2 separate regions of the Homo sapiens genome follow, and region 1 is linked to region 2. A link is a loop called in an ENCODE intact Hi-C map of the cell type or tissue named here. Cell type or tissue: mammary epithelial cell. All regions are shown on one strand. Links, peaks and the distances in the headings refer to the core of each region. The heading gives the core; the rest is flanking DNA.

Region 1 (9,367 bases), core at 1,254-9,253, 400 kb before region 2:
CCTTGGTCTTCTTTGAGCTTTATGTACCTGGGTATTCAAATCTTCCTCTAGGTTTGAAAAGTTGCTATTTCTTTGAATAAAACTTCTTCACTGATCTCTTATTTTACATCCTTTTTAAGGCCAATAACTCTTAGATTTGCCCTTTTGAGGGTATTTTCTAGAACTTGTAGGTGTTTTCACTCCTTTTAACTCTTTTTTTCTCCTTGGACTCTGTCTTTTTAATATAGCTATTTTCAAGCTCACTAATTCTTTTTTTTCTTTACGTCTTCTAAAAAAATGGGATACATGGGCAGAATGTGCAGGTTGGTTACATAGGTATATGTGTGCCATGGTGGTTTGCTGTAACTATTGACCCATCCTCTAAGTTCCCTCCCCTGACTCCCCACCTCCCAATAGGCTCTGATGTGTGTTGTTCCCCTCCCTGTGTCCATGTGTTCTCAATGTTCAACTGCAACTTATGAGTGAGAACATGTATTGTTTGGTTTACTGTTCCTGTGTTAGTTTGCTGAGGATGATGGCTTCCAGCTTCATCCATGTCCCTGCAAAGGACATGAACTCATTCCTTTTTATGGCTTCATGGTATTCAATGGGGTAAATGTGCCACATTTTCTTTATCCAGTGTATCATTGATGAGCATTTGGGTTGGCTCCAAGTCTTTGCTATTGCAAATAGTGCTGCAATAAACATACCTGTGCATGTGTCCTTATAGTAGAATGATTTATATTCGTTTGGGTATATATCCAGTAATGGGATTGCCGGGTCAAATGGTATTTCTGGTTCTAGATCCTTGAAGAATCACCATACTGTCTTCCACAATGGTTGAACTAATTTACATTCCCACCAACAGTGTAAAAGTGTCCCTCACCAGCATCTATTATTTCCTGACTTTTTAATAATTGCCATTCTGACTGGCATGAGATGGTATCTTATTGTGGTTTTGATTTGCATTTTTCTGATGAACAGTGATGTTGAGCTTTTTTTATGTTTGTTGGCAGTGTAAATGTCTTCTTTTGTAAGCTCATTAATTCTTTATTCTGCTTGATCAATACTGCTGAGAGACACTGTTGTATTTTCCAGCTTGTCAATTGAATTTTTCTGCTCCAGAATATCTGCTTTGTTTTTTAAATTATTTAATATCTTTGTTAAATTTCTCTGATAGAATTCTGTACTTCTTTTCTGTGTTATCTTGAAGTTTGTTGAGCTTCTGAAAGACAGCTATTTTTAATTCCATGTCTGAGAGGTTGCATGTCTCCATCACTCTAGAATTAATCACTGGTGCCTTATTTAATCTACTTAATGAAATCACATTTTCCTCAATGTTCCTGATGCTTGCAAACATTCACTAATGTCTAGACATTGCAGAGTTGATTGTTTATTTCAATCTTCACAATCTGGGCTTGTTTTTATTCATCCTTTTTGAAAGGGCTTTTAAATAATTCAAATTAGAAATTAAGACAGAGAAATTCACCCAAAGCCATACAGTTACATGGAAATTGAATAACATGATCCTGAATGGCTTTTGGGTAATGAAATTAAGGCAGAAATCAAGAAGTTCTTTGAAACTAATGAGAACAAAGATAAATATACCAGAATCTCTGGGACACAGCTAAAGCAGTGTTAAGAGGGAAACTCATAAGACTAAATTCCCATATCAAAAACTTAGACCGATCTCGTTAACAACCTAATATCACAACTAAAAGAACTAGAGAACCAAATGCAAACAAACTCCAAAAGTAGCAGAACACAAGAAATTACCAGTCAGTGCTGAACTGAAAAAAATAGAGACATGAAAGAACATCCAAAAAATCCAGAAATTCAGGGGTTGGCGTTTTGAAAAAATTAATAAAATAGACCACTAGCTAGACTAATAAAGAAGAAAAGAGAGAGGATTCAAACATACACAGTCAGAAATGATAAGGGGGATATTACCACTGACCCCACAGAAATACAAACAACCATCAGAGAATATTATGAACACCTCTATGCACATAAACTAGAAAATCTAGAAGAAATGGATAAATTCCTGAACACACAACACCATCCCAAGACTGAACCAGGAAGAAATTGATTTCCTAAGCAGACCAATAATGAGCTCTGAAATTAAGGTAGTAATAAATAGCCTACCAAACAAAAAAAAAAAAAAAAAGCCCAGCACCAGAGGGATAGAGGGATTCACAGCTGAATTCTACCAGCTGTGCAAAGAAAAGATGGTACTATTTATATTGAAACTATTACAAAAAATTGAGGAGAAGGAACTCCTTCCTAACTCATTCTATGAAGTTAGCATCATCCTGATACCAAAAACTGGCAGAGATACAACAAAAAGAGAAAACTTCAGGCCAATATCCTTGATGAACATCGATGCAAAAATCCTCAACAAGATACTGGCAAACTGAATCCAGCAGCACATCAAAAAGCTTATCCACTACGATCAAGTAGGCCTCATCCTTGTGATGCAAGATTGCTTCAACATATGCAAATCAATAAATGTGATTCATCACATACACAGAATTAAAGACAAAAACCACATGATTATATCAATAGGTGCAGAAAGGACTTTCAATAAAATTCATCATCGATTTATGCTAAAAACTGTCAATAAACTAGTTGTTGAAGGAACATACCTCAAAATAATAAGAGCCATCTATGACAAACCCACAGCCAACATCATACTGAATATGCAAAAGCTAGAAGCATTCACCTTGAAAGCCAGCACAAGACAAGGATGCCCTCTCTCACACTCCTATTCAACATAGTATTGGAAGTTCTGGCCAGGCCAATCAGGCAAGAGAAAGAAATAAAGCGCATCCAAACAGGAAGAGAGGAAGCCGAACTATCTCTGTTTGCAGGCGACATAATCCTATATCTACAAAACCCCATAGTCTCAGCCCAAAAGCTTCTTACACTCATAAATATCTTCAGCAAAGTCTCAGGATACAAAATGTGCAAACATCATTAGCATTCTTATACACCAACAACAGTCAAGCAGAGAGCAAAATCAGGAACACAATTATCATTCAGAATTGCCACAAAAAGAATATAATGCCTAGGAATTCAGCTAACCAGGGAGGCGAAAGATCTCTACAAGGAGAACTACAAACCACTGCTTAAAGAAATCAGAGATGAAAGAAACAAATTGAAAAACATTCCATGCTCATGGATAGAAAGAATCAATATTATTAAAATGGCTATAGTGCCTGATATGGTTTGACTCTCTGTCCCCACCCAAATCTCACCTTGGATTGTAATAATCCCCACGTGTCAAGGGTGGGACCAGGTGGAGATCATTGAATCATGGGGGCAGTTTCCACCATGCCGTTCTGATAATGAGTGAGTCTCTTGAGAGCTGATGGTTTTATAAGAAGCTTCCCCCTTCACTCTGCTCTCATTCTCTCCTGCCATCCTGTGAAGAAGGATGTATTTGCTTCCCCTTCCACCATGATTGTAAGTTTCCTGAGGCCTCCCCAGCCATGCAGAACTGTGAGTCAATTAAACCTCTTTTCTTTATAACTTACCCAGTCATGGGCAGTTCTTTATAGCAGTGTGAGAATGAACTAAAACAATGCCCAAAGCAATTTATAGTTCAATGCTATTTCTGTTGAACCACCATTGACATTCTTCACAGAACTAGAAAAAAACTATTTTGAAATTCATATGGAACCAAAAAGGAGTCTGAATAGCCAAAGCAATCCTAAGTAAAAAGAATGAAGCTGGAGTTATCACGCTACTTGGCTTTAAATTATACTACAGGGATACAGTAACCAAAACAGCATGATACTGGTATGAGAACAGACACATAGACTGATGAAACAGAATAGAGAACCCAGAAATAAGACCACACACCTACAACTATCTGATCTCTGACAAACCTGATAAAAACAGGCAATGGAGAAAGGATTCCCTATTCAATAAATGGTGCTGTGGCCAGGTGTGGTGGCTCAGGCCTCTAATCCCAGCACTTTGGGAGACCGAGGTGGGTGGATCACTTGAGGTCAGGAATTCGAGGCCGGCCTGGCCAATATGGCGAAACCTTGTCTCTACAAAAGATACAAAAATTAGCCAGGTATGGTGGCAGGTGCCTGTAATCCCAGCTGCTTGGGAGGCTGAGGCACGAGAATTGCTTGACCCCAGGAGGCAGACATTGCAGTGAGCCAAGATCGCACTACTGCACTCCAACCTGGGCAACAGAGTGAATCTCTGTCTCAAAAAAAAAAAAAAATGGTGCTGGGATAACTGGCTAGTCATATGCAGAAGATTGAAACTAGACTCCTTCCTTACACTATACACAAAAATTAACACAAGGTGGATTAAAGATTTAAATGCAAAACCCAAAACTGTAAAAACCCTGAAAGACAACCTAGGCAATAGAGTTCAGGACATGGGCAGGGCAAAGCTTTCATGATGAAGATGCCAAAAGCAATTGCAACAAAAACAAAAACAGACAAATTGAATCTAATTAAAGAGCTTCTGCACAGCAAAATAAACTATCAAGAGAGTAAACAGACAACCTACAGAATGGGAGAAAAATTTTGCAAACTATGCATCCAACAAAGGTCTAATATCCAGCATCTATAAGGAACTTAAATTTACAAGAAAAAAACAACCCCATTAAAAAGTGGACAAAGGACATGAACAGAGACTTCTTAGTAGAAGATGTACATGCAGCCAACAGGCATATGAAAAAAGCTTGATATCGCTGATCATTAGAGAAATGCAAATTAAAGCCACAATGAGATACCATCTCACACCAGTCAGAATGACTATTATTAAAAAGTCAAAAAATAACGGATGCTGGCAAGGTTGTGGAAGGAAAAGAATGCTGTTGGTGAGGGTGTAAATTAGTTTAGCCATTATGGAAGACAGTGTGGCGATTCCTCAAAGACCTTAAAGACAGAAATACCATTTGACTCAGCAATGCCGTTACTTCGTATATACCCAAGGAATATAAGTCATTCTGTTATAAAGACACATTCACGTGTATGTTCACTGCAACACATTCACAACGGCAAAGACACGTAATCAACCTAAATGCTCATCAATGGAAGACTGGATAAAGAAAATGTGATACGTATACACCAAGGAATTCTATGCAGTGAGACTAAGTCCTTTGCAGGGACATTATTCTTGGCAAACTAAGTCAGGAACAGAAAACCAAATGCCACGTGTTCTCACTTACAAGTTGGAGCTAAATGATGAAAACACACGAACACATAAAGGGGAGCCACACACACTGGGTTTTTCGGAAGGTAGAAGGTGGGAAGAGGGAGAGGATCAGGAAAAATAACTAATGGGTACTAGGCTTAATACCTGGGTGTTAAGGGTAGGCTATTGGGTGATAAAATAAGCTGTACAACAAGCCCCCATGACACAGCTTTATCTATGTAACAAACCTGCACATGAACCCCTGAACTTAAAATAAAAGTTAAACAAAAAAAAGAGACAGAGAATTCAAATGGGTTTGAGTGTTGTTACCTAAGCCTGTGGTCATGGCAGCCTCTCAGCACTAGGGGGAACCCTAAGCCTCAGAATGCTACAATTTTTGCAGACTCAGATACACAGCCTTGGTGGACTTGGGGAAGATAAAAGAGAGTTCCCTGGGTTCCCAGGTGGATTCTCTTGCTCTCTTTCTTCAGTTTTCCCCAAGCAGGAGTCTCTTTCTATGCTGGGCTGTCTGGAGCTGTGAAAGGCATGATTCAGGCACTCTCATGGCCACCACAGCTGGCACCACACTGAGTCACACCTGAGGCCAATGGCCTTCCAGACCGACACAGTACTTGGGCTTACCCAAAGTCTGCGGACACTACTACCTGGCTACCACTGATGTTTATTTAAGACCCACCGCTACCTTTAGTCAGCAGCTGGGGAATTCTGCTAGGGCTGGGTCTGTCCCACCAGAACAGTGGATTCCCTTTTGGCCTGGGGTGGGCCTAGAAATGCTATTCAGGAGGAAAGTCTTGGAACTGAGATCGTCAAGAATCTGCCTGGTGCTTTATTTTACTGTGGCTCAACAGGTACCTGAGTTGCCAAAGTCCTCCATATTCCTCCATCTTCTTCCCCGAAAAGGAAGGAGTCTCTCCACATACTGCAGTGTCTGGAGTTGAGGGAGAGGTGATGCAGGCACTCCCATGGCCACACAGCTGGTGTCACACTGTCATATTCCAAGCCCACTGCCTCCAAGACCAGTACAGCACCAAGGCTTGCCCAAAGACTGCCGTCACTGTGGCCTGACTGCCACTTGAATTTATTAGAGGTCCCAGCCATTGTAGTCAGCCAGTGGTGAAGCTGGCTGGGACTCAGTTTTCTTCCATTGGGATGAAGGATTCCCCTCTGGCCCAGTGCTGGTCCAAATGGGCACTGGCAGAATGCTGCCTGGTGTTGAGTTCCACTGTGAGAGGGTGGCACTGAGCTGCAATGCAAAGTCTCACACTCACTTCACTCTTCTTCCCCTAAGCACACAGATTTTCCCTCCATGCTGTGTTGCCTGAGGCTGGGGTTGGGTAGTGTAGACAACGCAGGACTGTCCTTTCTACCTTCTTCAGTGTCTCTTTCCTTGTGATTATGTTTAAACCAGGTACCATGACCTCTCACCTGTTTGTTCTGTTTTGTTTGTTCTTATAAATGTGCTTTCTTGCTTGGATATTTGTTCAATTTAGTGTTCCTGCAGGGGCACAATTGCTGGAGGGTTCTGTTTGGCCATATCTCCACCTCCAACCATTAAAGTCTTTAATCCATTTTGAGTTTATTTTTGTATATGGTGTTAGGTAAGGGTCACATTTCATGATTCTTGTGGATATCCAGGTTCCCCAAAACTATTTAATACAGAGACTATTCTTTCTCCATTGTGTGTTCTTGGCACCTTTATAAAAAGTAAATTGACCATATTTCTTGGCTCTCTGTCCTGTTCCTCTGACCAACGTGTCTGTTTTTATGCCAGAACCACTCTGTTTTAATTACTATAGCTTTGTGATCAATTTTGATGTTAGGTACTATGATGCCTTTAGCTTTTTTATTTTTGCTCATGATTGCTTTGGCTATTGGAGGTCTTTTGTGGTTCCATTCAAATTTTAGAATTGTTTCTATTTCTGTGAAATTTTGATGGGATCACATTGAGTCTGAAGATTGCTCTGGGTAATATGGATACTTTAACGATATTAGTTCTTCCAACCTATGAACACTTGATAACTCTGCATTTATTTAAGTTGTCTACAATTTTTCATCAATGTTATTGTTTTCCATATATCGATTTTTCACATCCTTGATTAAAGTTACTCTTCATTATTTTGTTTATGGCATTGTGAATGGGGTTGGTTTCTTAATTTCTTTTTCTTTCTTTTTTTTTTTTTTTTGAGACAGAGTCTCATTCTGTTGCCCAGGCTGGAGTGCAGTGGCGTGATCTTGGCTTACTGCAACCCTCGCCTCCCAGGTTCAATCAGTTCTCTTGCCTCAGCCTCCTGAGTAGCTGGGATTACAGCTACACGCCACTACGCCCGGCCAATTTTTGTATTTTTAGTAGAGATGGGGTTTCGCCATGTTGGTCAGGCTAGTCTCGAACTCCTGACCTCGTGATCCGCCCGCCTCAGCCTCCCAAAGTGCTGGGATTACAGGCGTGAGCCACCACACCCGGCCGATTTCTTTTTCAAATAGTTTGTTGCTTGTGCTGAGAAATGTTACTGATTTTTGTGTACTAATTTTGTACTCTACAAGTTGACTGAATTTATCAATTTGAATAGTTTTTGGTGGATTTTTGTTTTTTTTGAGATAGAGTCTCACTCTGTTGCCCCGCTTGGAGTGCAGTGGTGAGATCTCAGCTCATTGCAACCTCCGCCTCACAGGCTCAAGCGATTTCTCATGCCTCAGCCTCTGGAGTAGCTGGGATTACAGGCATGCGCCACCACACCCAGCTAATTTTTGTAATTTTAGCTGAGACAGGGTTTCACCATGTTGCCCAGGCTAGTTTTGAACTCCTGGCCTCAAGCAATCCTCCCATCTCGGCTTCCCAAAGTGCTGAGATTACAGCGTGAGCCACTGCGCCTGGCCCTTTTTAGGATGTTCTATATGTAAGATAATGTCATCGGCAAACAGAAACAGTTTTACTTTTTTTCTATTTGGATGCTATTTATTTCTCTTGTCTCATTGCTCTGGCTAGACTTCCATAACTATCTTGAATAAATGTGGTGAGAGTGAACATCCTTGTATTCCTGATCTTAGAGGAAAAACTTTCAACTTTTTACCATTGAAAACACGATGATGTTACATGTAGGGTTTTCATATGTGGCCTTTATTGTGTTGAAGTACATTTTTTAATATCTAATTTACTAATAGTTCTTCTCATGAAAAAATATTGTTTGTCAAATGATTTTACTGCATCTATTGAGGTGATCATATAGTTTTTGTCTTTCATTCTGTTATTATCATGTATCACATTTGTTGACATGATATGTTCAACCATCCTTGCATCCCAGGGATAAACCCCATTTAATCATCGTGAATGATCCTATTAATGTGTTGTATTCAGTTGCTAGTATTTTGTTGAGGATATTTGCATCTATGTTCATCAGAGATATTGGCCTGTAATTTTCTTTTCTTATAGGGTTTTGTTTTTTGTTTTTTGTTTTTTGTTTTGCTTTGCATCAGGGTAATGGCTGACATTGTAAAATGGGTTTGAAAAATTTTCCTCCACTTCCACTTTTTGGAAGAGTCTGAAGAGAAGCGGTGTTAGTTTTCTTCTTCTTTAAATGTTTGGCAGTATTTCACCATGAAGCCCTCTGGTTCTGGAATTTTCATTGACAGAAGATATTTTATTATTAATTCAATTTTCTTACTCATTATTAGTCTGTTCAGTTTTTCTATTTTTTCTTGATTCAGCCTTGATTGGGTTGTACATATCTAGGAATGCATTCATTTCTTCTAGGTTGTCCAATTTTTTGGTATGTAATTGGTTATAGTAGTCTCTTGTGGTCCTTAGTATTTATGGGACATCAGTTGTAATGTCTCCTTTTTCATACCTGATTTTATTTATTTGAGTGTTCTCTCTTTTCTTCTTAGTCTAGGTAAATGTTTGTCAAATTTGTCTATCTTTTTAAAAACCAACTTAATTTTTTCAGTCTTTTGTTTTGCTTTTCTAGTCTGTTTGGTTTACTTCTGCTCTGTTATTTATTCTTTCCTTTTTGTACTTAGCTTTAGGGTTAGTTTGTTTTTCTTTTTCTAGTTCCTTGAGTTATAGCATTAGGTTGCTTATTGGAGATTTTTTTTTATGTAAATGTTTAATGCTGTAAACTTCCCTCGTAGAACTACATTTGTTGCATCCTATAAGCTTTGATATGTTATTTCCATTTTCATTTGTCTCTAAATACTTTTTGATTTACCT
Region 2 (10,117 bases), core at 1-8,000:
TTGGCTCACTGCAACCTCCACATTTTCAAGCAAGTTCAAACAAGTCTCACGCCTCTACCTCCCGAGGAGCTGGGAACACAAGCACGCACCACCACTATGCCTGGTTAATTTTTCATATTTTTAGTAGAGACAGGGTTTCACCATGTTGGCCAGGCTGGTCTTGAACTCCTGGGCTCCGGTAATCCACCTGCCTCAGCCTCCCAAAGTGCTGGGATTACAGGTGTGAGCTACCATGCCCGGCCTAGGCAGCTCTTAATGTCAGAGATCCTTGACTTTTCTCATGTACAGAGCATTTCAGCTCCAGGAATGACACTCTGCAAGGTAAACATCATGACGATGCCTTCTGCAGGGAGGAATCAGTACATTCATTGCTTTATATGATGTTGGTCCTTCTGTCAAATCTAAACAATAGTTTGGCTTTATGAGATGTCCTAGCTTCATTTTAACCTAGAGAGAGATACAGAAGTACCCAGAATTTGAAGGTTTGAATGCCATATATTGAATGGGTTTAAATACTACACATTCCTTGTGTGATTCTTGGCAAGTTATTAACTTTCCTAGTCCTTATTTTCTTCATCTTTATATGGAGCAAATAATACCTACCTTGAAGGATTAAAGTGACGATTGTGTTAAAATAGGAAAAATCCCCAATCCCCAATACATACCCAGTTTATAGTGGCTCTCAACAAATTGCTGTTTATTATGTACTATGTGTTATTACCATGATCATCATCACCACTAAGATATGATCATGCATTTGAATTTCACAAAAGTGATTTATGGAGCGACCCAGGCCAAGTCAACACTTTTTATAAGAATTACGAACAGAATCCTCATTCAATGTGTTGCTCAGTGGATTTCTCATTTCTAATCTTTTAGCTGGGTCAATAAGGCACATGCAGAAGGGTGAGCCTTACCTGTGGCAACATAGTATGCAGCAAACCCCGTAAAACGCTCTTCATTGGAAAAGTCTGACTTAAAGATCACCTGGAGTTTGTTGTATGGGACTTGGAACTCTTCCACAATTGGAGAGTGGGGATTGTTACTGCTCCTCTGTCCACAGAGCCTCCCTTCTTCAGTGTCTCCTGAGATTATCTAAGAGAAGAGTCACAAAAAAAAAATCTAGGAAAGGGTAATATTTTGGTATGGAGTTAAAAGAAGGGACAGAGAGAATAGAACATTTATGCCACTAGGACTTGACTCCAGTTCACTGTGAGTACAGGTGGCACTCCCTCCCACATCCTTATTCCGCTACCTTAGCCCTAGTCTTCCATCTCTATTCTTTTTGTGCTTATAACATACCTGCACTGAGTCATACGCACAGTTCTCTGACAGCTCAATGTCCAGATGGGTGAAGTAGAGGTGAATCCCATACCCTTCAGGAACTTCTATGTCCCAAGATTTCTCTACCTCACTGGGATATGCCTGAGGATAGTTAGGGGACAGGATCTCCCCATACATGGTAGGCTCAGCATAAACCCATGCCAAAAGTGAAAACAGGACAATGCACCTGAAAAAACAGAGGCATAGATTGGCGGGTGACCAGGCACCAGTAGCCTAGGACAGAACGCGCTATTTGCCAGAGGCAGAAGAAAGGGGGAAGAAGAGAGGCAGTCAATCGGCCATGGGGGAGAATCTTAGGTCGGAATAAAGAAAAGGCCCAGGTCAAACCAAAACCCAGGCTTCAGACAAGAGCCCTTTTTTTTTTTTTTTTGAGACAGGTTCTCACTCTGTCACCCAGGCTGGAGTGCAGTGGTGCGATCTCAGGTCACTGCAGCCTTGACCTCCCGCGCTCAAGTGATTCTACCACCTCAGCCTTTTGAGTAGCAGGGACCACAGGTGACACGCATGACGCTGGGCTAATTTTTTTTTTTTTTAATAGAGACAGGGTCTCCTTATGTTGCCCAGGCTGGTCTCAAAGTCCTGGGCTCAAGCAATCCTCCCGCCTCAGCCTCCCAAAGTGCTGGGGTTACAGGTGTGAGCCATCATGCCTGGCCCTTGAGCGCTTTTCTTGAGAAGATGAAGGGAATGGAGTCTGTGTCATCTCAGGGACCCTTGATCACTTACCACATCTCTGGCGATTTGTCCACCCTGGTGAGCTGCCTGTCTCTTGGTCCTGGCTTTCTGCACCTCCGGACTTTGGAGCCTAAGGGGTGGCAGGCCTGGCTGTATTTGTCTGACAAACACAAGCACCTTCTTTGGTGGTGCGGCGTCACCTGGGGCTCAGTGTCACCTTCAAAGGTATAACACACAGGGCCATATCACCAACATCCCCACATGGCACCGTGCCCCTCACACCCTCCCTAGTTAACTTCGACTAACTTTCTAGACTATAGCTAAATTGTATCCTTCCCTCATTGCTTCTCTAGACTTTCTCCTAATTTTTCTCCAAAGGAATCGAGTACTTTCTCCCAGTTTTCTTCTTCCTCTATTGTCCTCCACCAGCCCCACCCCCGCGGTATCAGTCTCTCTCCTGCCCTCAAGAACGATGCTCCCATTTCCACTCAGGTTTTCAACAGTCTTGGCGCATCATGATCATCCATGTAGGACAGCCCCTCTTCTTTAACCGTGATCACCTCATCTCCTCAAGCAGCCCTGTCTGCTGTTTATCATTGCGTGCATCTCCGCTGATGCTCCCAACGCCCACCGATGGAGGCAGGAGCTTCTTTCACTAGGGGAAGGCAGGGACCCTGGGACAAGCGGTCTGAGAAGGAAGTGCTGCCCCACTGATACAGGGTTGTGCGAGGAAGGAGAAAAGGGACAGCCAAATGACAAGGAACATAAAAACTTCCTACATTCGTTTTCCAGAGTTTGTTTGGAGTTTGTCCCTGCCCCCCACCGCCAACTTACTGAAAATACAAGCTATCTCCCCACAGTTCCTAGTAAAGGGTTGCTAAAATTGCTTTAACCCTGAAAACAGTGGTAGGTAAGGGGGTGAAGTAGGGGTGGATGGGGTGAGCCTAAGAGAAATAGGTTGTCTATATTCTGCCTTTTTTTATGCTGCCTTTGTCAGCCCTCTATCATTGCCCCAAGCCCTCCTACGTGAAGTTTTCTGCCTTTCCTTTTTCCTCCATCAAAGCTCTGCTCCTCGTTTGTAAGGATTTTACCTTCAGAAGCTGGTAGGAGCAAGTGGGTCAGTTCCCTCTCTCCTGCCAGTGGGCATGCTGGGCAACCCCTCTGGCCCCCAGGGACAGCAGCACAGGGCCTTGACGCTCCCTCTGCAGGAACCTCCGGCCAGCCTCCCTGTCCTGGTTCTGTTCATAAGATTCCCTACCCGAGTGTGCATGTCTGAAATTCCCTGATCTAAACAGAGGGGGCTGGGAGACCATGACTTAGGGAAACTCAGCCTTGATCTTGGAGCTCCCTCTGCTTTTGAAACAAGGACAGCGTCCTCCTCCCAGGCCAGAGAGCCCTCTATCCAGGGCTCCAGCGGGGAAAGGAGGAATGGGGAATTTCACCGATTGCTTAATGCTATTTTTCAGCCAAAGGGTGTGTTTCTGAGTTTTCGGGAAAGTCAAGTGATTTCTGGGAAAAGGCGGGGATTGGTACCAGGGGAAATAACCAAACCCAGAAAGTCCAGCCCTCCAAATGTGTGTGAATCATGAATTAAGGGAAAGTAGTTATCAGAAATGTAAGTCATCTCTGCTTTAAAGCAAATGTAATGGTTGATAATGACTTAACACCAAGACCCAAGGTGGTATGGCGTGAGGCTTCCTCTTCATAACATCCCTCCACATCCCTTCCAAACATCGAAATTCTACCCCACAACCAAGCCCCCTTTCAGATCCAACCCAGACTCCCTTATCCATAACCCTTGAAGCCAGGTGTGTTTTGAAATTTTATAGATTTTTTTAGGCTATGTAGTCCATGGACCCAATATTAGGTAACACCTCCTCCTCTCCCTCCCTTTATGGACCAGGATAACCCCCTATTAACAAACATTAAGATTTCTGCAGCTAAACACATTGATCTTACGGTAAATGGATAACTAAAGATTACAAATCACATCAGTTCGGGTCAGGTTTTGCTGCCAAATTGAGTTTTAGTCCCAAACTTGAAAACAAACAAACAAAAAACAATAGCCAGGTATTGTGACACACGCCTGTAGTCCCAGCTACTCAGGAGGCTGAGGCAAGAGGATCACTTGTGCCAGGGAGGTCGAGGCTGCAGAGGGCACCACTGCACTCCAGCCTGGGCAACAGAATGAGATCCCATTACAAAAAAAAGACAGAGACTTTGTTTTCAGAGTCCTTTGGATTTTAGAATTGCAGACAAGGGACTGAGGGGCAGTGCCACTCCACAGAGCCTTCCCTGATCTCAGCTCCCCTTTATGCCCCTTTAGTTGGCTTAGCACTGGGCCTGGAGTCAGAAGATAGGCTCATGTCCCAGCTCTGCTCCTCACCAGTGGTGATGTCTTAGGCTCATCACCTAACTTCCTAGTTTCTTTTTTTTTTTAAACCTGGCTCACTATTGACAGACCTAGTTTCTTCAAATATAAAACAGAAATCCTATCAGTTCTGCCTACCCTACATGACTATCAGATGGACCTAATGAAATAATTCGAGTGAACAAGCTTTGCACACTATGGTACCTAATAAATGTGCATGTTAAAAGGAAGAGAATCATGAGCCCGTAAGGTCTCGGAAGACAGGTGCTGGGTCTGATCCGTCTTGGTATTGTCCGCCATGTCTAGCAGTGTCATGCAGAACACAGATGTGTATGCAACCATCTGTGACTCCCCTGGCTGCCCAGCATTCAAACTGCTTTGCCACATTAGAGGAGTTCCCCATGATATCAGTCTTGGGAACAGAGCCGACCTCCCAAGAAAGAAGACACAGGCACAAGAAGTGTGTCACCCCCACCTCCAGCAGCTCTGGAGCAGGCTAATTTGTAATCACCCGAAGGGTTCTTCCTGCCTGCTGCGTAGACAAAACCAATTCACTGAGACCATGGTATTGCAGTAGAGAAAGAGTTTAACAACACAGAGCTAGCCAAGTGAAAGGATGGGAGTTTATTTCTCAAATCAGTCCCCACAAGAACTCAGAGGCTAGGGTTCTTAAGGAGAATTTGGTGGGCGGTAAGAGCAGAGAATGGGTGCTACTGATTCGTTGGGGATAAAATCATAGGAGTGTAGAAAACAGACCTTGTGCACTAAGTCCACCTCTGGGTGGGGGTCACAGGACCAGTTGAGTCATGAATCATTTCAGAATGCAAAAGTCTGAAAAATATCTCAGAAGACCAATATTTGGTTTTACAATAGTGATGTTATCTATAGGAGCAATTGGGGAAGTCACAGATCTTGTGACCTCTGGCCGCATGACTCCTGAGCAGCAAAGGATTATAGAAAGGCAAGCTAGGGGTCAATGGCTGGTCATCGGTTAGCTACACCCACATCTTAGCAAAATTCAAGCCCCTCCCATAATCCTAATCTTGTGGCCTTTCATTAGTTTTACAAAGGCAGGTCCCTGAGCTAGGAGGGGGTTCATTTTAGGGAGGGACTAATATCATCTTTGCTTCAGAGTTAAACTGTAAACTAAATTCCTCCCATGGTTAGCTTGGCCTATGCCCAGGAATGAGTGAGGACAGCCAGCCTGTGAGGGTAGAGGCAAGATGGAGTCACCCATGCTAGACTTCCCTCACTGTCATCATCTTTGCAAAGGCAGTTTCACATGCACACACGTTCCATTCATCAGAGGCCCAGGCTTTCAATCCAGAGCCAGTAATGCCAGGAAGCAGGGACCCTAGAGCCTGTAGGGACAGTGGTGGCCACAGCAAGATCACAGAGGAGGTAGAGTTCTCAGCAGCACCCAGCATCCAGCCCCAGTGGGTAAGCATTGCAAGCCGAAGCATCCAGGCCATGGTCAAAGAAGTGGCAGCAGCGGCAGCCAGGTTCTGACCATTGTCCCTGCTGGGAAGCTTCCACAATGGCTCTGTAGCTCCCCTGGAATTTCCATGAGCAATCCAGGGTCCCTTTAATAAATTCATCTTCTGCTAAACTCAGCCAGAGTTGGTTTCTACTGCTTGCAACTAAAAATAATGGCTGATACAACACGCTCAGTGAGTATCTGAGGATTGGTTGATTGAATGTGCCAAAGTGAATTCAAACCATTCATTACCTTTCATTTTAGCCGTGTGACCTTGAAAAAGTTACTATGCCTCTCTGAGCTCCAGCTTTATCAGGTGTAAAATGGGAATAATAGCACCTACTTCAGACACAGCTATCACTGTCAGGGCCCATTGTGGCCAAGATTAAACAAAATAACGTATGCTAAGCATTCAGCATATACCTGGTACTCAGTAAGCTTTTAACAAATAACAAACCATATTAACTTCTCCAAACACCAAACACGGCAGCAGTAGCAGCAGCTTCCTCCCCATCAAGAGCATGCTTCAGTTAATACCAAGGAAAAGAGGACGCCTTATCAATGTGTCCAGGGTTCCTTCTCCTTTTCCTTGGAGCTCAACACTGCCCGATCTTGCCAGAAAAGTTAGACTCTCCTATCCTCACCTGTGTTTTATGTTCATTTCTGCAATTTTGCCACGAAATTGAAATACATTGCCAGGAGCAGTGGCTCACACCTGTAATCCCAGCAACTCAGAAGGCTGAGGCGGGAGGATCGCTTGAGGCTGGGAGTTCAAGACCAGCCTAGGCAACATAGGGAGACCTCATCTCTACAAAAAAGTTTAAAAATTAGCCATCCTGTGGTCCCAGCTACTCAGGAGGCTGAGAGGCAGGAGGATTGCTTGAGCCCAGGAGTTCAAGCCTGCAGTGAGCTATGACCACAGCATTGCACTTCAGCCTGGGTGCTCCGTTTCCCACCTCAAATTTCATTGGTCAGGCATAGTGGCTCATGCCAAAGTGCTGTAATCCCAGCACTTTGGTAGACCAAAAAGAGAGGATCACTTGATGCCAGGAGTTCAAGACCAGCCTGGGGAACATAGCAAGATTTCATCTCTACAAAAAGTCAAAAAATTAGTCAGGCATAGTGGCACGCACTTGTAGTCCCAGCTACTCAGGAGGCCAAGGGAGGAGGATAACTTGAGCCCAGGATTTTGAGGCTGCAATGAGCTATGATCACACCACTGCACTCCAGCCTGGGCAACAGAGTGAGACCCTGTCTCAAAAATAAATAAAATAAAATTTCATGCAGCCATGTTATCTAAGTAGCTATCGGAGATCCACAATGAGATTAAATGATGGTATTAAGAAGCTCCAACAAGGGATTGCCAACAATAAAGGTTTTGAACAACAAATAACCCTCCCATTTTCAAATTTGAACAACAAATAACCCTCCCATTAATCAAACTCCAAAATTAAAGTTCAAATCCCATTGCAAACTGAAACTATGACATTAAAGTCAAAAGTAATTGAAGCCCAAAGTGTCTATGTTAAAGTCACAAAACTATCAGTTCCAATTTGTGTTCTGTTTAATCCCAGCTAGTGGGTTTCCAATCCCTGGGCAGAGCTGTGGTCCCTTCCGAAGCTGCGGCCTGGGCTGGAACAGGTTAGTTCCTCCAAGGCTTCAAAGACTGAGTTCTGAGGCAAACCTTCCATGAGTCTGTTTTTAAAATTCCAGAAAGTTAATGAGACACAAGAATATTGCAACACCAGCCCCACAACCACAAAATTTAGAAAATGAGCTATCCCCAGACCCCAAGACAATCATCCCAAGCAAAATTAAAATTGTATTTCCAGAAACCACCACTTAATGTCACCAAAATCTGAAGAAGAAATTCAGTGGTATCTGAGGGCAACAGAAAAGCTTAAGCTTAGTTTAAAACCTTACCTTGAGGCCAGTCGATTTATGCCAGTTGTTCAGAATCCATGTCCTGTGGGCCAGGTGTGGTGGCTCACACCTGTAATACCAATACTTTAGGAGGCCAAAGCAGGAGGGTTGCTTGAGTTCAGGAGTTTGAGATCAGCCTGGGCAACATGGTGAGACCCTATCTCCACAAAAAAAAGAAAGAATGCCAGGCATGCTAGAGCATGTCTGTAGTCCCAGCTACTCAGGAGGCTGAGGTGGGAGGATCACTTGAGCCCTGGAGGTCAAGGCTGCAATGAGCTGTGATCACACCACTGCACTCCAGCCTGGGCAATAGAGTGAGACCCTGTCAAAAAAAAAAGTCTATGTCCTGTGAACTTAAACACCATTGGAAGAAAACATGTAGAAAAAGGTTAATTGGGCATTTTGTACTTGCCATATCGGGATCCTCGTAGGTGGAACTTCTAAATTTGCATCCCCTCCCACCATCTCCTGACCTTGTCCCCATGAGCCCCAAGCTGTGGGCTCTTCAGTGCCTTGTTAGTTGGTGAGCTCTCCCTAGTTAGAACTCTAGCAGCCTCCATGATATTAAAAAGGACAGACATTTCCATCGTGTGCCTCTTTTATGACTTCTGCCACTCCTCTTTTTTGGACTCACTAAGACCTAAAAAGCCTTCTTCCTAAGGAGGGCTTTCCCCACACCCTCATGTTCATTTCAGCTGAAGGCAGCACCCTCAGCAGACTTTTGAACTGAGGTTGTTACTAGGTGTCACTCCCGGGTGGGTGGTCATCCTGTCTTGTTTTCTCTGTTCTCTGTGGGTCGAGTTGTTTTCTTGATGAATGCCAATGCATGTACCTTCTGCTCATTGGGAAGGGCTGTCTGGCCTGGGATTCCAGCACAACCACCACGCCCTTACCTGGCCCCTTTAATCAGAGGCAGCCCAACAGTTAAAGGAGCACCCACGCACAGAGAAAAGAAAGAACCAATGCAGGAACTCCAGCAACTCCAATGGCCAGACTGTCCTATGTCCACCAAACAACCTCACTAGTTCTCCAACAAGGGTTCTTAATGAGGCTGAGTTGGCTGAAATGACAGAAATAGAATTCGGAATATGGATAGGAATGAAGATCATTGAGATTCAGGAGAATGGCAAAACCCAATCCAAGGAAACTAAGAATCACAATAAAATGATGCAGGACCTGACAGATGAAATAACCAGTAAAAAAGAGAACCTAACTGATCTGATAGAGCTGAAAAACACACTACAAGAATTTTACAATGCAGCCGGGCACAGTGGCTCATGCCTGTAATCCCAGCACTTTGGGAGGCTGATGCAGGTGGACCACTTGAGGCCAGGAGTTCAAGACCAGCCTGGCCAAATAGTGAAACGCTTTTTCTACTAAAACTGCAAAAATTAGCTGGGCATGGTGGCATACGCCTGTAATCCCAGCTACTCAAGTGGCTGAGACATGCCAATCATTTGAACCTGGGAGGTAGAGGCTGCAGTGAGCCAAGATCATGCCACTGTACTCCAGTCTGGACAACAGAGTGAGATTTTGTCTCAAAAACAAAATAAAATAAAAAATAAAAGAATTTCACAATGCAATAACAAGTATTAACAGCAGAAGAGACCAAGCTGAGGAAAAAATCGCAGAACTTAAAAATTGGCACTCTGAAATAAGATAGCCAGACAAAAATAAAGAAAAAAGAAGGAAAAGGAATGACAAAACTCCTGAGAAATATGGGATTATGTAAAGAGGCCAAATCTACAAATCACTGGCATCCCCGAAAGGGATGGGGAGAAAGTGAACAACTTGGAAAACATATTTCAGGATATTGTCCATGAAAATTTCCCCGACCTCCCTAGAGAGGTCAACAGTCAAATTCAGGAAATACAGAGAACCCCTGCAATATTCTACACAACGAGATCATCCCCAAGACATATAATCATCAGATTTTCCAAGGTCAAAATGAAAGAATGTTAAAGGCAGCTAGAGAGAAAGGGCAGGTCACCTACAGAGGGAGCCCCATCAAGCTAATAGATTTCAGCAGAAACCCTACAAGCCAGAAGAGATTGGAGGCGTGTATTCAACATTCTTTTTTTTTTTTTTTTTTTTTTTTTTTGAGACGGAGTCTGGCTCTGTCGCCCAGGTTGGAGTGCAGTGGCGCGATCTCGGCTCACTGCAAGCTCCGCCTCCCGGGTTCATGCCATTCTCCTGCCTCAGCCTCCCGAGTAGCTGGGACTACAGGCGCCCACCACTACGCCCGGCTAATTTTTTGTATTTTTAGTAGAGACGGGGTTTCACCATGTTAGCCAGGATGGTCTTGATCTCCTGACCTCGTGATCTGCCCG

What was found. Hi-C counts contacts between places; a loop is a spot of excess contacts. Peaks named below come from ENCODE experiments on the same cell type or tissue, not always from the same donor. Only the 100,000 strongest peaks of a DNase experiment are listed, where the experiment ranks them.
Region 1: it touches region 2 in a loop (12-fold over the local background); 2 of 110 quality-filtered maps call a loop at or near these places.

Annotation. Positions count from the first base shown.
Region 1 is chr12:7,456,948-7,466,314 of GRCh38, reverse strand. No RefSeq gene overlaps it. Among named protein-coding and RNA genes, the nearest start is that of CD163L1, 17 kb to the right of the region's middle. In mammary epithelial cell, for the core only: a CTCF peak has its summit at 5,506 (motif pointing right); no DNase peak of the experiment used is centred there; H3K27me3 peaks cover 120 bases.
Region 2 is chr12:7,053,868-7,063,984 of GRCh38, reverse strand. C1S (complement C1s) reads right to left here and starts at 3,267. Exons shown (of 12, transcript NM_001734.5): 1 at 3,108-3,267; 2 at 2,068-2,146; 3 at 1,303-1,510; 4 at 918-1,095. The coding sequence starts at 2,072. RefSeq lists enhancers at 2,679-3,178, 3,179-3,680. In mammary epithelial cell, for the core only: a CTCF peak has its summit at 3,366; a DNase peak (open chromatin) is centred at 3,444.